Regions from separate parts of the Homo sapiens genome. Here all the other regions are linked to region 3. A link is a contact called in ENCODE Hi-C or POLR2A ChIA-PET data. All regions are on one chromosome and are shown on one strand. Each heading gives the region's core, a stretch centred on a gene start or an enhancer-like site at or near the end of the contact. The rest is flanking DNA. Distances are from core to core; before and after follow the strand shown.

Region 1 (2,700 bases), core at 145-2,644, 210 kb after region 3:
TTGAGCTGCCCAAGAACAGAGACCAGGCCTGGCTTTGCTCAGCAGTGGGTCCCCAGCCCATGGCACGAATTCAGTAAACACTTGTTGTGGTCCTCAAGGGGCCCCCAGTCTTGCTAGTCACCTGTGTTCACCTAATTTGAGCCTCTGTTTTCTTTACTTTTTCTTTTTCTTTTTTCTTTTTTTTTTTTTTTTGAGATGGAGTCTCACTCTGTCGCCCAGGCTGGAGTGCGGTGGCACGATCTCAGCTCATTGCAACCTCCGCTTCCCGGATTCAAGTGATTCTCTTGCCTCAGCCTCCCGAGTAGCTGGGATTTAGATACAGGGTTTCACCATATTGGCCAGGTTGGTTTTGAACTCCTGACCTCAGGTGATTTGCCTGCCTCAGCCTCCCAAAGTGCTGGGATTACAGGCGTGAACCACCGCACCGGCCTTTGCCTCTGTTTTTGTAATCATAAAACAGGCAGACAAAACCTCCAGTGGAATTGTGAAAATTAAATGATATGCATGCAGAAAGCGTTCTGCAAACTCTGTTTTGCTAGTTTGGGTGTTTAGTGTTAGTTTTTATATCATTAGTACTGGTTGTAAACTTATCAATTTAAGCAAGATGGAAAATCGAGGGTGTGTCAGGGAAGGGGGAAGTTTGAGCTGAAATTATGACCTCTTAGGGGTGGGAAGAGGAGGCTTTGGGGTTGTGAGGTCTGAGCCCCCTTACTTTGGGATGAGTCCACATCGCGGCGACTCCTCTGCAGAATGCGGTGATGTTGCGGTAAGGGGTCCGGGATAGCTGCGAGGCAGCTGGACCAATCCTGAACGAAAGACATCAGTGATCGCAAGAGGCGCTAAAACTTCTGCCGAAACCCGGGATCGAACCAGGGACCTTTAGATCTTCAGTCTAACGCTCTCCCAACTGAGCTATTTCGGCTGGGCGGCAGAGTCGCTCTCGCCGGGACTCCGTCCCGCGCTGCGCCTTCCCTGCGCAGGCGCAGTCGTTTCGCGTCAGCAGGCCCCACATCCTTTGTAAGGTCTCCCAGGGCGCCGGAGCGCAGTGTCGTCTCTGTGGCGCAATCGGTTAGCGCGTTCGGCTGTTAACCGAAAGGTTGGTGGTTCGAGCCCACCCAGGGACGCGTGGTGACTTTTGCCCTCCTGGAATAACAAGAAAATGAGTGTCGCCTCTGTTTTTGTCGGTCCGCCGCAGACCCGCGGCCCCCACGTGCGCACTCCGATGACCTTTCCGCCTCGGGTGATCTGGGGGTGCACGGCGCAACACGACCACGGAGGCCGAAAGCGCAGCGGAACCTCCCGGCTCCAGGTTCCGGTTTCCGCATGCGCTCCGAGCCGCTTTGGGCGGCGGCCCCGGGAACCCGGAGCGCTAAGGAGAACGGACCTCAGAGGTTGTCTGAAGGCCGAGGCCAAGATGGCGGTGCTGTCAGGTGAGCGCGGCACCGGCGGCGGGTGTGGGGCCGCGCGGGTCTGGGGCCGTGGGAGCCTCGGGTGTCGTGGTGGCGTCGGGGGTCGGTGCCGGCGTCGTGGCCGCGGTCCTCTCCGGGCTTCTCCGAGCCGGCCGCTCCTCGGGCTCCCCGCCCGGCTTGCGATGAACGGTCGCCGTTATTGCGTCCAGAGTACAGTCGGGGAAACCGAGGCCCGGTAGGTCATGACGCAAGCCTCCAGCCTCAGGAAGGCGCTCGGGGTGGAGGCTGGAGGGGCCCCATTCACGTCCCCGAGACCAGGGCACGGCCCGCGAGGCTGCTCTTGAGATGCCCTGGAGAGAGCGGGGCCTGCCTGACAGGCTGGGAAACTGAGGCCCATTGAGGGTCTTCGAGGTCACAGGGCCGGGCCTGGGAAGGAACAGGACCCAGGACATCCACGCCACCCTGCTGGACCCTCCACCTCCCTCCCCACCCCTGGGAGGTAAGGGCCTCTCGCAGAGCCTGTCCTGCTCCAGGGACTTTTTTGGGATCAGCTGAAGCCTGCGGACCTCTGCTCAGATAAAGTTATTAAATGCATGGAATAAAATCCATAGAATTGCAAGGAAATCAGTTACACGGAGAGGCAGTTATTAAAAGATTGTCTTGAAACCTGATTGGCGACTTAGTAATCTAAGTGCTTCCCTTATGAACGCGATCTAGCGGCAGGTCTAATTGCGACTGTGATTTGGAAGGAGTGAGGAGTGGAAATGAGGCTTTGATGATACGGAAACGTCTGCAGCCCCTGCACCATAGCTAGGAAACATCTGTGATTCCGCTTGGTGAAAAGTTACAGGTCCTGCTAATACTGCCGTATTTTGTTGTCTATGCTAAGAATTTTTTATTTATTTATTAAGACAGGGTCTGCCTCTGTCGCTCAGACTGGAGTGCAGTGGTGCCATCTTGGCTCATCACTGCAACCTGTGCCTCCCAGGCTCAAGCGATTCTGGCACTTCAGTGTCCTGTGTAGCTGGGACCACAGGTGTGCGCCACCATGCCTGGCTAGTTTTTGTATTTTTAGTAGAGATGGGGGTCTTGCCCTGTTGCCCAGGCTGGTCTCGAACTTCTGAGTTCAAGCAATCCTCCCACCTGAGCCTCCCAAAGTGCTGGGAGCCACGGCACCCAGCCTACGCTAAGAATTGAATGAAGGGCTAATTTTCCATAAGATGCTGGTGACAACAAAGACATATATATTTTTTTATTCCAAGCAAATTCACAGTTCTGAATCCTCACCAGG
Region 2 (2,807 bases), core at 106-2,605, 250 kb before region 3:
ACCGCGCCGGCCCCGGTTGCAGTTTTGTGGAGGGAGGAGGTGCAACTAGGTGGAAGGACAGAGAGAAAGTTGCAATGCCGTGTGCTAGTCTAGGGAAAGGGGAGGGAGACGACTACAACCCCGCCCCCAACACTCAGGACCGGGGACCCGAGCCCGCCAGAGACCCTCCACAAGTGAGGGTCCCCCGGGGTGGCCCCTGCCCGCCCTCCAGGCTCCCCTGGGGCTCACGTCCGGGCTGGAGCCTGGGCCTCTGCGCTTAGCCCCCTGGGGTCGCTTCCCGCGCACACAGCTCCCTGCAGAGCACGCGTCCCCCTCCCGACCGCCTTCCTTGCACCCCGCTCGGTGCCTCAGTTTCCTGCTCTGCGCAGTGGCGACAAGAAGGTTGCCAACTACAGAGAGGAGTGAGGGCTGGAGACGTGCAGGGACCTCCCTGGAGGGAGGCGCGGGGCACGTGGTTGGGCAAGCGACCGCTCAGACCGTGTAAGTCATCACCACCTTCACGGGGGGGTGGTGGGCAGCCGAGCTCCCGACGCTGGTGACAGCCGGGCCGGGCAGGGTCGTCCTGGTTTCACAAAGGGGCTCCGGGTCCCAGCGCGCACCTCCCCACGCCCGCGCCGAGCCCCCGTCTGCAGCCCGTCCCTCCCCAGAGGGAGGCCGGCGGGACCCTGGTTCCCTCCCTCCGACGCCGCCCGCCCAGCTCTGCACCGGGTCTTTCAAGCCCATTTCTCAGACTTGGAAACGGCGGCTCCGGAGAGTGAAGTCACTCTCTCAGGGTCTCTCCGTCTAAGGGGCGAAGGTGAAACTCCGAGTCCACGAGGCCCAGCGTAGGTGCTCCGTAAGAAGGGAAGAGACTTGGTCCCGGATCTGGCTCCGATGCCTCCGGCCAGCCCGCCCAGGCGGAGCCCCAGTCAGTCCCCTCTTCTTCCCCCGGGGCGCTCCCGCCCCAGCCCCTGCCCCCGGCACCCTCTGCGCTTGGGGCCGCGTCGCGCACTTTGCCCACCGTCCCTAGGCCGGGGGCGGGGCCTCCCGCGGCGCTGTTCCCCTTCCCGTTTATTATTTATTATCCTTTAAAGGGGCCGCGACCTGAAAATTTCCGTCCACTCTGCCCGGCTCCCCAGCGCCCCCGGGCTGGTTGCGCGTCGTCAGACCGCGGGAGGGGGGCGAGGGGGCGTGCGGGGAAAAGTGGGGAGCCCTGGCGAGGCCCTCCCGCGCCCGGGCCGCGGCGCTGAATCACCGGCCAGGTATTTGCATCCGAGAGCGACTCGTCCCCTGGTGATTTGTCTGGGGGTGGGGGAGGGGCGGGGCGGGGGCCGGCCGCGCGCGGGGCGCCTCTTACCAATCGGGCGGAGGGGTGTAGACGCGGACGCGGCTGGCGGCTCGGTGAGTCGGCGCGCGGCACAGCCCCGTGGGTCGGGGGCCGGGAGCCAGCGGCGCGCACCGGCGGCTGGAAGCCAGGCGGGCCCGGGCAGGCCGACCCCAGGCGCGGGGCGCGCGCCCCACTACGAGCCGCCCTGCGCGGTAAGGCTGGGGAGCGCGCTGGCCGTTCCCAGCGCGGGTTCCGGTGCCGGGGTGGGCGCAGTGCGTCCTGGAAGCCAAAGAAGGGGGTCCCCAAAGTTGGGCGGAGATGTTGGTGGGGGTCCCGGACTGGGAAGGCGGCCCTGGCGGGCTGGGGTTCGGGGAGTTTTCTCTGCACCCCGCTTGGAGACTTCACTCCCCACTGGATCAATCGCTCAGGGGCGAGCAGGGGCGATCGGGGGTCGCGAGTGCGCGCCCCCCCCTCCCCAGCGGAAGGAAATGGTCTCTGCGCGCGCGCGGGGGGCTGCACCCCGATATTTTATTTCATTTTTATTCTTTCTCCCCGAAATCAGGGATTTATTCGGGAGCCCAGAGAGGAGGGAGGGTAGTTCCCGGCGAGCCTCCCCAGCCGGGCTGGTTTATTTATAAAGTGTCCGCCCCAGCGCAGAGAGGGGCCCCCGGGGGAGACACCGCGGCCCCCGGGCGCCGGGGTGGGTTGGGCCCGGGCGCCCGGTTCCTCGGCGGGGATACCCAGGAAGAGCCCCCTGACCCGTTTCAGGGCCCCCCAGACACAAAAGCGGGCGCAGGAAGCGCTGGGAGCGCGCGTTTGTCAACTCCAACGCTCGGCGCCGGCCCCGGGCGGCGGGTTCAATTATCTTCCGTTTTTAGGCGCTCGGGCTGGAGGGGTTCCCCCCCCCATGCAAATCGGCCGCTTTCCAAGAAGCCTTTGAAATCCGGACCAGGGTTTCTGTCTTCTTATTTCTTCTCCTTCTTGAGTTTTTTTCTCACTTCCTCCAGGCCCCCCCAACCCAGGACTTTCTTAGCCCCCTCCCCAGCTTTCTGCCCCGCCCCTCCCCCTCCTCTTCCCTTCGTGGAGTGAGGGGCCCCTTTCGCCACCCGCGGGCCCGGGGCCTTGCACAACTCTTTAAATAACCATGTTTTGCAAGGCCCGCGCCGAGCGGGTGACCTCTCTCCGGAGGCCTGGGGGGAGGAGGGTGTGGCCCAGGATCCCTCCGCCCCCCACCCCTGCCTGGTCCAACGACCACCCAGCGCCCCGTCCCAGCCTCTCCCTTGGGGCTGTCATAAAATGGGGGTGGGGGTCGAGGACAAAGGGCTCTTGGGGGGAGGGGTCTGAAGGGGGTGGGCGTAGCTAGTTTAGGGTTATGGCGGCGATGGGGGGGCACCCAGCCCTGACCTAGGGGGGAATCTGGGATCCCCACCTGCCCCCTCCACCGGCCCCAACGTGGAGGTCTGTCCTGCTCCCCTCCCCCACCCGGCGACCCGGAAGGGTC
Region 3 (2,775 bases), core at 175-2,674:
CGCTGACAGGGCGTGCAACAGATGGCACCAAACCTATCCCGTCCCGTCCCAGCAGTCACAGGCAGGAAGGACGTTCTGAGCAGGCGGGAACAACAGGCATTCCGGGAAGAAGCAGCCAGGGGAGGCCCCGGCTACACATTTAAGAGATTTTTTTTTTTTTTTTTTAACTTTTCAGAATGTTAATCAGTTCATCCAGGGAGACACCCACCGTCCCTGCCCCAGCACCATCCGTGCCCGGCGTCCCTGGAGGCGCTGGGTGGGCTCTCCACAACGCCTGCCCCCCACGCCCCAGGTCAGTCTGGGGATTGGTCCCTCCAGGCCCCACCTGCCTTATTCTTCGGGACTCTGGGGTGGTGGGAAGAGTGCCCTACGGGGGACAGGACCCACCAGGAGGCCTGCGCTTCCCCTTCACCGACACACGCTGCTCCCGGGCCCCACTCGGGCCATCTCAGCCCGCTACCCTCCCTCCCGCCTGTCCCTGGAAGCCGGGTTTGAATGCGACCCGCACTCCCACCCCCAACACGCTCTGCAGACTCCGCCCAGACGGCCCCGGGGTCACCTAATATCAGCAAGCCCCCATCCCAAACCGGGGGACCTCCATGCAGAAACCGAAAAACCATCTGCCCCAGAAGAGAAGTCGGAGGCCCCAGGAGCGGGAGGGGCGGGGAGCAAGGGGAGGGAGGGAGACAGGGCTGCGCTGCGGGGCCGAGAAGGCAAGGGTCCTGGGACCGGGGACAAGGAGGAGGAAGGGGCACGAACGCCCGAGGAGCCTGGAGTCAGGAATCGGGGCGGCGGGAGAGACCGGGGGTCACTCCCAGGAAGGGGTCGAGGTCACGAGGCGCATGGAGTCGAGAGTCCCCAAAAGGGAAGGCCAGGATACCGAGGAAAAGCGGGTGCGGGGTCACCAAGGGGCTCGGGGGCACCGATGAGTGCGGGGTCAAGGGTTACCAGAAAACGAAAGGTCGGGGGTCACCAAGCTGCGCGGTACAGGGAGTCACCCGGAAGAGCGGGAAGGAAAGGTTGGGAGGGTTGTCGTGGAAGGTAGGGTTAAGGTTCACGGCAGGGGGTCGCCGGGGGGCGGGGGGGCAGGTCAAGGTTCACGGCGGTGGTCGCGGGGCAGCGCGGGGTCAACGTTGGCGGCGAAGGGCGGGGTCGGAAGGGGTCGCGGCGGAGGGCGGGGGTCCCGCCGCGCTCGCCCCCGCCCCACGGCCCCCAGAACCCCCAGCCCCGGGCGCAGGGGTCCGCGGGGAGCGCCGGACCCACAAGCGGGGTCGGGCCAGGCAGGGGTCGCGGTGGAGCCGGGGCGGGGGTCGCAACCAGAGCCTCACCTCGGGCCCGGGTCCGGCCGGGCGCGGAGCCCGCGGCGCCTGTTTCTCCGAGCCTCGCAGCTGCCGCCGCTCACTTCCGGGTTTCGGGCGCCATCTTGGGGGCCCCGCGCACTTCCGGTCATGCCGCGGGGCGGGGCCTCCACCTGCGGGGGCGTGGTCTCGGTTCGGGGGCGGGGCCACCTTCCAAGCCAATCCCTTGAGGTCCTTCCGCTATTCGGAAGGGGCTGGGACTCCTACGGCTCTGGGTTCGAATCCCGCCCTGCCTGGTTCTCTTGAGACCCCAGCATGTGCTTTCACCTCCTCAAGCCTCAGTTTCCTCTTCTGCACCGTGCTGGTGAAATGGAATCTGCTTTGTGGTACAGCATCCCCTTTTTTCCTCCTTCCTCAGAACCCCCTCCAAGCCTCTGCATGTGCCACGTCCCCCACTGGGGCTCACTCACCCGAGACTTTTAAACTGAGACTCCCTCAAAAGCTACTAAGACGATCACCAGCCGGGCGCAGTGGCTCACGCCTGTAATCGCAGCACTTTGAGAGGCTGAGGCGGATGGATCACTTGAGGTCGGGAGTTTGAGGCCAACCTGGACAATATGATGAAACCCCGTCTCTACTAAATATACAAAAATTAGCTGGGCGTGATGGCGGGCACCTGTAATCCCAGCTACTCAGGAGGCTGAGGCAGTAGTATCGCTTGAACCTGGGAGGTAGTTATTGCAGTGAGCTGAGATCGCACCACTGCACTCCAGCCCGGGCAACAGAGTGAGACTCCATCTCAAAAATAAATAAATAAATAACGAAATAAAATAAAATGAAATAAAATCATCACCTCTGGGCCTGTCAGACATACTCTCTCACGAAAAGTTATCTCTGTTCATTAATCTCTCTCCCTAACCAAATACAGTTCTGGACGCTTCAGCATGGTGACTGGCACATGGGGGTTTGGGTAAGTCCCAGGGGCTACCCCCAAGAGAGCAGGATCCTTTCAGGCAGGGCCACGGGGGCCTGAGGGGCTCCTCCTCTCGGTGGCTGTGGTGGGAGGCTGCCCTGCGTGGGGAGCTGGAGTCTCAGGGCACTTTTCCTGTGACTTGAGCCAGTGAAGGCAGATCCAGTGTGGGAGGCACCACCGCCTCCCCAGCCCAATTTCAGCCATGACAATACTGATACAGCTCCCTGGACCCAAGCAGCCACAAGCCAGAGGCCTCTGCCCCCATTCCAACCCCCTGAAACTAGAGTTGATTTCTCCATGACTTTGTTAATTCATTCAGTGACTTCTAATCGATGCTGCTCTGTGCTTGGTCATGAGCTGGGAAAACCCAGGGTCTCACAGAGGACTCAGCTGTCTGTCCCAACATCAGAAAGCCCCTGGTCTAGGGGAGAGAGAACCAGGACCAGACACTCCAATATGCGGGATCTCTGGGAGGGTTGAAATGTCTGCCTAGGGCTTCATAGA
Region 4 (2,700 bases), core at 32-2,531, 190 kb before region 3:
CCCGGGCGGAAATCCCGACTTTTAAATGAATGCTCCCTTTTTATCCCTTTTTAAGGGGTTGGCAACTAATTGCACATTTTAAATCATACTGTTTTTAGGCCGGACGTTGTGGCTGAAGCCTGTAATCCCAGCGGTTTAAGAGGCCAAGGCCTAAGCCCAGGTGTTGGAGACCAGCCTGAGCAACACAGTGAGACCCCCCATCTCTACTAGATATATATTTAGTATAAATAAATAATAGATATATGTTTTTCTTTGAGACAGAGTCTCATTCGCCCAGGCTGGAGTGCCTGGGATCTCGGCTCACTGAGACCTCCGCCTCCCGGGTTCAAGCGATTCTCCTGCCTCAGCCTCCCACCACGCCCGGCTTTTTGTACTTTTTGTAAAGACGGGGTTTCGCCATGTTGGCCAGGGTAGTCTCGAACTCCTGATCTCAGGTAATCCACCCACCTCGGCCTCCCAAAGTGCTGGGATTACAGGCCTGAGCCAAAGCGCCCGGCCTTTTTTTTTTTTTGAATGCCGTTTTCAGACATGGTCCGTGACGGGCAGCCGTGACATGAAGTTAGACCCTGCTTGGCTCGGACAGAACTGGCGACTTGTTTGACCTACACCAAGCTATCCGACTAATAATTTAGATGTTGAGGCCCCTAAAGAGGGGTCAAGGGGGAGGCAGATGTCGACCAATAAGGAAACACTGGGCCGGGCGCGGTGGCTCACGCCTGTAATCCCAGCACTTTGGCAGGCCGAGCTGGGAGGATCACTTGAGCTCAGGAGTTCGAGGCCAGCCTGGGCAGGACAGTGAGACCCTGGCTCTACAAAACTAAATAAATAAGGAAGCAGTGAATTCCAATGTATTCATCGCCAACTAGCCATGTTGCTGGGTGTGCGCTCTCTCTTTTAGGCGCAATGTGTCATTTAGGCCTGTGACGTCGGAACTTTATTATTTGAACATTTAAAAATAAATGAATCCAAGAGCTTGAGTCACTTGGCCAAAAATGCCCAGGAGGAAAAGGCCAAGTCAGGTACCCCGGCTCTAGAGCTACTAACTGATCGCCGGAGACCCTGGGCCTTGGAAGAAGTCGCCTCCCCAGATCTCTAAGCAGGCCGCGCGACCCTCGAGTCTCAGGTAAGCGGGAAATCCCACTTCACAAGAAAGCCCCTCTCTCCGAGGCACGGGCGCATGCGCGGGTCGGCCACCCGCTGGGGCCGCGGGGCCGCCGCTCTGGCCCGCGTGGGGCAGTCGTCCGCGTCTCGCTCATGATGACGCACGTCCGGGGCGGTGGGGAAGGCAAGATGGCGGCGCCCATGGAGGTGGCCGTGTGTACGGACTCGGCGGCCCCGATGTGGAGCTGCATCGTGTGGGAACTTCACTCGGGCGCCAACCTGCTCACCTACCGCGGCGGCCAGGCGGGACCCCGCGGCCTGGCGCTGCTCAATGGCGAGTATCTGCTGGCGGCGCAGCTGGGCAAGAATTACATCAGCGCCTGGGAGCTCCAGCGGAAGGTGCGGCGGTGCGGTCTCGCTGCTGGGGTCATGGGGCGCCCGAGGCTGAAGTCGGGGGATGGGTTGGTGGGGGCCGCGTGCACCCTTAGTCGGAATTGGCGTGGGGAGGGGAGGTGGTCTCCGTTCGGGCGCTCTGCGCATGCGCGGGTCTGGGGGCTTTGGGGAGATACGTGCGACCTGTTAGGCCGCTCTGCGCACGCGCGGGGCTCAGGCCTGAGCTGCTATGGGGGCAGTGGGGGAAAATGGGAGACGCTCCGGGGGGTCCCTTGGGGCAATTGCGCATGCACGAGTTCTTGGAGCGCGAAATTTGATTAAAAGGGGCCTATGAGCTCTGTGGATGTTGTGGTTCTGGAGGAAAAGGGAGAAGGACCAAGGTCTGGGGGAGTCTCCCATGAAGGGGTGGCGCAGGAAACTCATGTTTATTCCTCCAATAAAGCAACAGATACTCACCGTCGCCCACAGTTTCCCCTCTACTCCCAAGCCCAAATGCAGCCAGTCCCTGAAGCTACTCGCTTCCCCCGTGTGCCCGCTGAGATCTCTTGGGACTGGCTCTGTGCTCCAGCATTGCCTGATGGAGTCTACACACAACTCATAAATTTCTCCCATTTTATTTTAGTTTTGAGACAGGGTCTCACTCTGTCGCTGAGGCTGGAGTGCAGTGGTGCGATCTCGGCTCACTGCAGCCTCTGCCTCTAGGGTTCAAGCGATTCTCGGGCCTCAGCCTCCTGAGTAGCTGCAACTACAGGCCCGCACCAACCACCACACCCGGCCCACATTTGTATTTTTTGTAGAGGCAGGGTTTCACCATGTTGGCCAGGCTGGTCTCGAACTCCTGACCTCAAGTGATCTGCCCACCTCAGCCTCCCAAAGTGCTGGGATTACAGCCGTGAGCCACCACGCCCGGCTGAGTTTTCCCATTTTAGAGAGGAGGAAGCTGAGGCTTGGGGTCTTAGGTTGGACATTATGGATAGAAGGATTGGGGCACAAGCCTACTGGGCTCTTGGGCCCCAGTGTCCTTCTGGATCCTCTTTGTTCTGTTCCTGTACTCCTCCCACCCAGGGCCCCTCTGACCCTCAGAGGAAGCACCAACCTCACATCTACCACCTCCAGCCTCGAAGCCTCTTGCAGGGGCGAACACTTCCTTGCTGGACCATGCATTTGCTCAAACCACCCTGCTCCCGACTCCTCTTCCTGGTTCTC

What was found. Hi-C counts contacts between places; a loop is a spot of excess contacts on that map. ChIA-PET counts read pairs that join two places held with the same protein, here RNA polymerase II (POLR2A). Pooled maps may share reads with other maps.
Region 1: a loop to region 3 is called in a pooled map, with 14 times the contacts of the local background. The contact joins the promoter of NDUFS7 here to the promoter of SBNO2 in region 3. A Hi-C loop is called at or near these places in 1 of 37 single-sample maps with no recorded cell type and 8 of 50 pooled maps. POLR2A ChIA-PET finds 5 or more read pairs at or near these places in 3 of 52 experiments (MCF 10A, activated CD4-positive, alpha-beta T cell and activated CD8-positive, alpha-beta memory T cell).
Region 2: a map of sigmoid colon shows a loop between it and region 3 (1.9-fold over the local background). The contact joins the promoter of ARID3A here to the promoter of SBNO2 in region 3. A Hi-C loop is called at or near these places in 3 of 168 maps with a recorded cell type or tissue (HCT116, heart left ventricle and sigmoid colon) and 6 of 50 pooled maps. POLR2A ChIA-PET finds 5 or more read pairs at or near these places in 2 of 52 experiments (HCT116 and naive thymus-derived CD8-positive, alpha-beta T cell).
Region 4: a pooled map shows a loop between it and region 3 (4-fold over the local background). The contact joins the promoter of WDR18 here to the promoter of SBNO2 in region 3. A Hi-C loop is called at or near these places in 5 of 50 pooled maps. POLR2A ChIA-PET finds 5 or more read pairs at or near these places in 4 of 52 experiments (BJ, H1, WTC11 and 1 more).

The regions. Positions count from the first base shown.
Region 1 is chr19:1,382,513-1,385,212 of GRCh38, forward strand. NDUFS7 (NADH:ubiquinone oxidoreductase core subunit S7) reads left to right here and starts at 1,395. Exons shown (of 8, transcript NM_024407.5): 1 at 1,395-1,430. The coding sequence starts at 1,415. TRF-GAA1-6 (tRNA-Phe (anticodon GAA) 1-6) reads right to left here and starts at 922; the gene lies at 850-922. TRN-GTT2-6 (tRNA-Asn (anticodon GTT) 2-6) reads left to right here and starts at 1,051; the gene lies at 1,051-1,124. RefSeq lists silencers at 765-894, 1,075-1,214, 1,465-1,524.
Region 2 is chr19:924,680-927,486 of GRCh38, forward strand. ARID3A (AT-rich interaction domain 3A) reads left to right here and starts at 1,356. Exons shown (of 9, transcript NM_005224.3): 1 at 1,356-1,380. RefSeq lists silencers at 216-305, 396-1,325, 1,416-1,485, 1,906-2,145, 2,133-2,325 and an enhancer at 1,530-2,290.
Region 3 is chr19:1,172,844-1,175,618 of GRCh38, forward strand. SBNO2 (strawberry notch homolog 2) reads right to left here and starts at 1,425. Exons shown (of 32, transcript NM_014963.3): 1 at 1,329-1,425. It overlaps LOC102725180 (collagen alpha-1(VII) chain), which reads left to right. Exons shown (of 3, transcript XR_005647046.2): 2 at 176-1,041; 3 at 1,717-2,150. RefSeq lists enhancers at 1-351, 1,736-1,785 and a silencer at 1,286-1,595.
Region 4 is chr19:983,064-985,763 of GRCh38, forward strand. WDR18 (WD repeat domain 18) reads left to right here and starts at 1,282. Exons shown (of 10, transcript NM_024100.4): 1 at 1,282-1,500. The coding sequence starts at 1,291. RefSeq lists enhancers at 876-1,817, 1,242-1,391, 1,422-1,601 and a silencer at 1,102-1,191.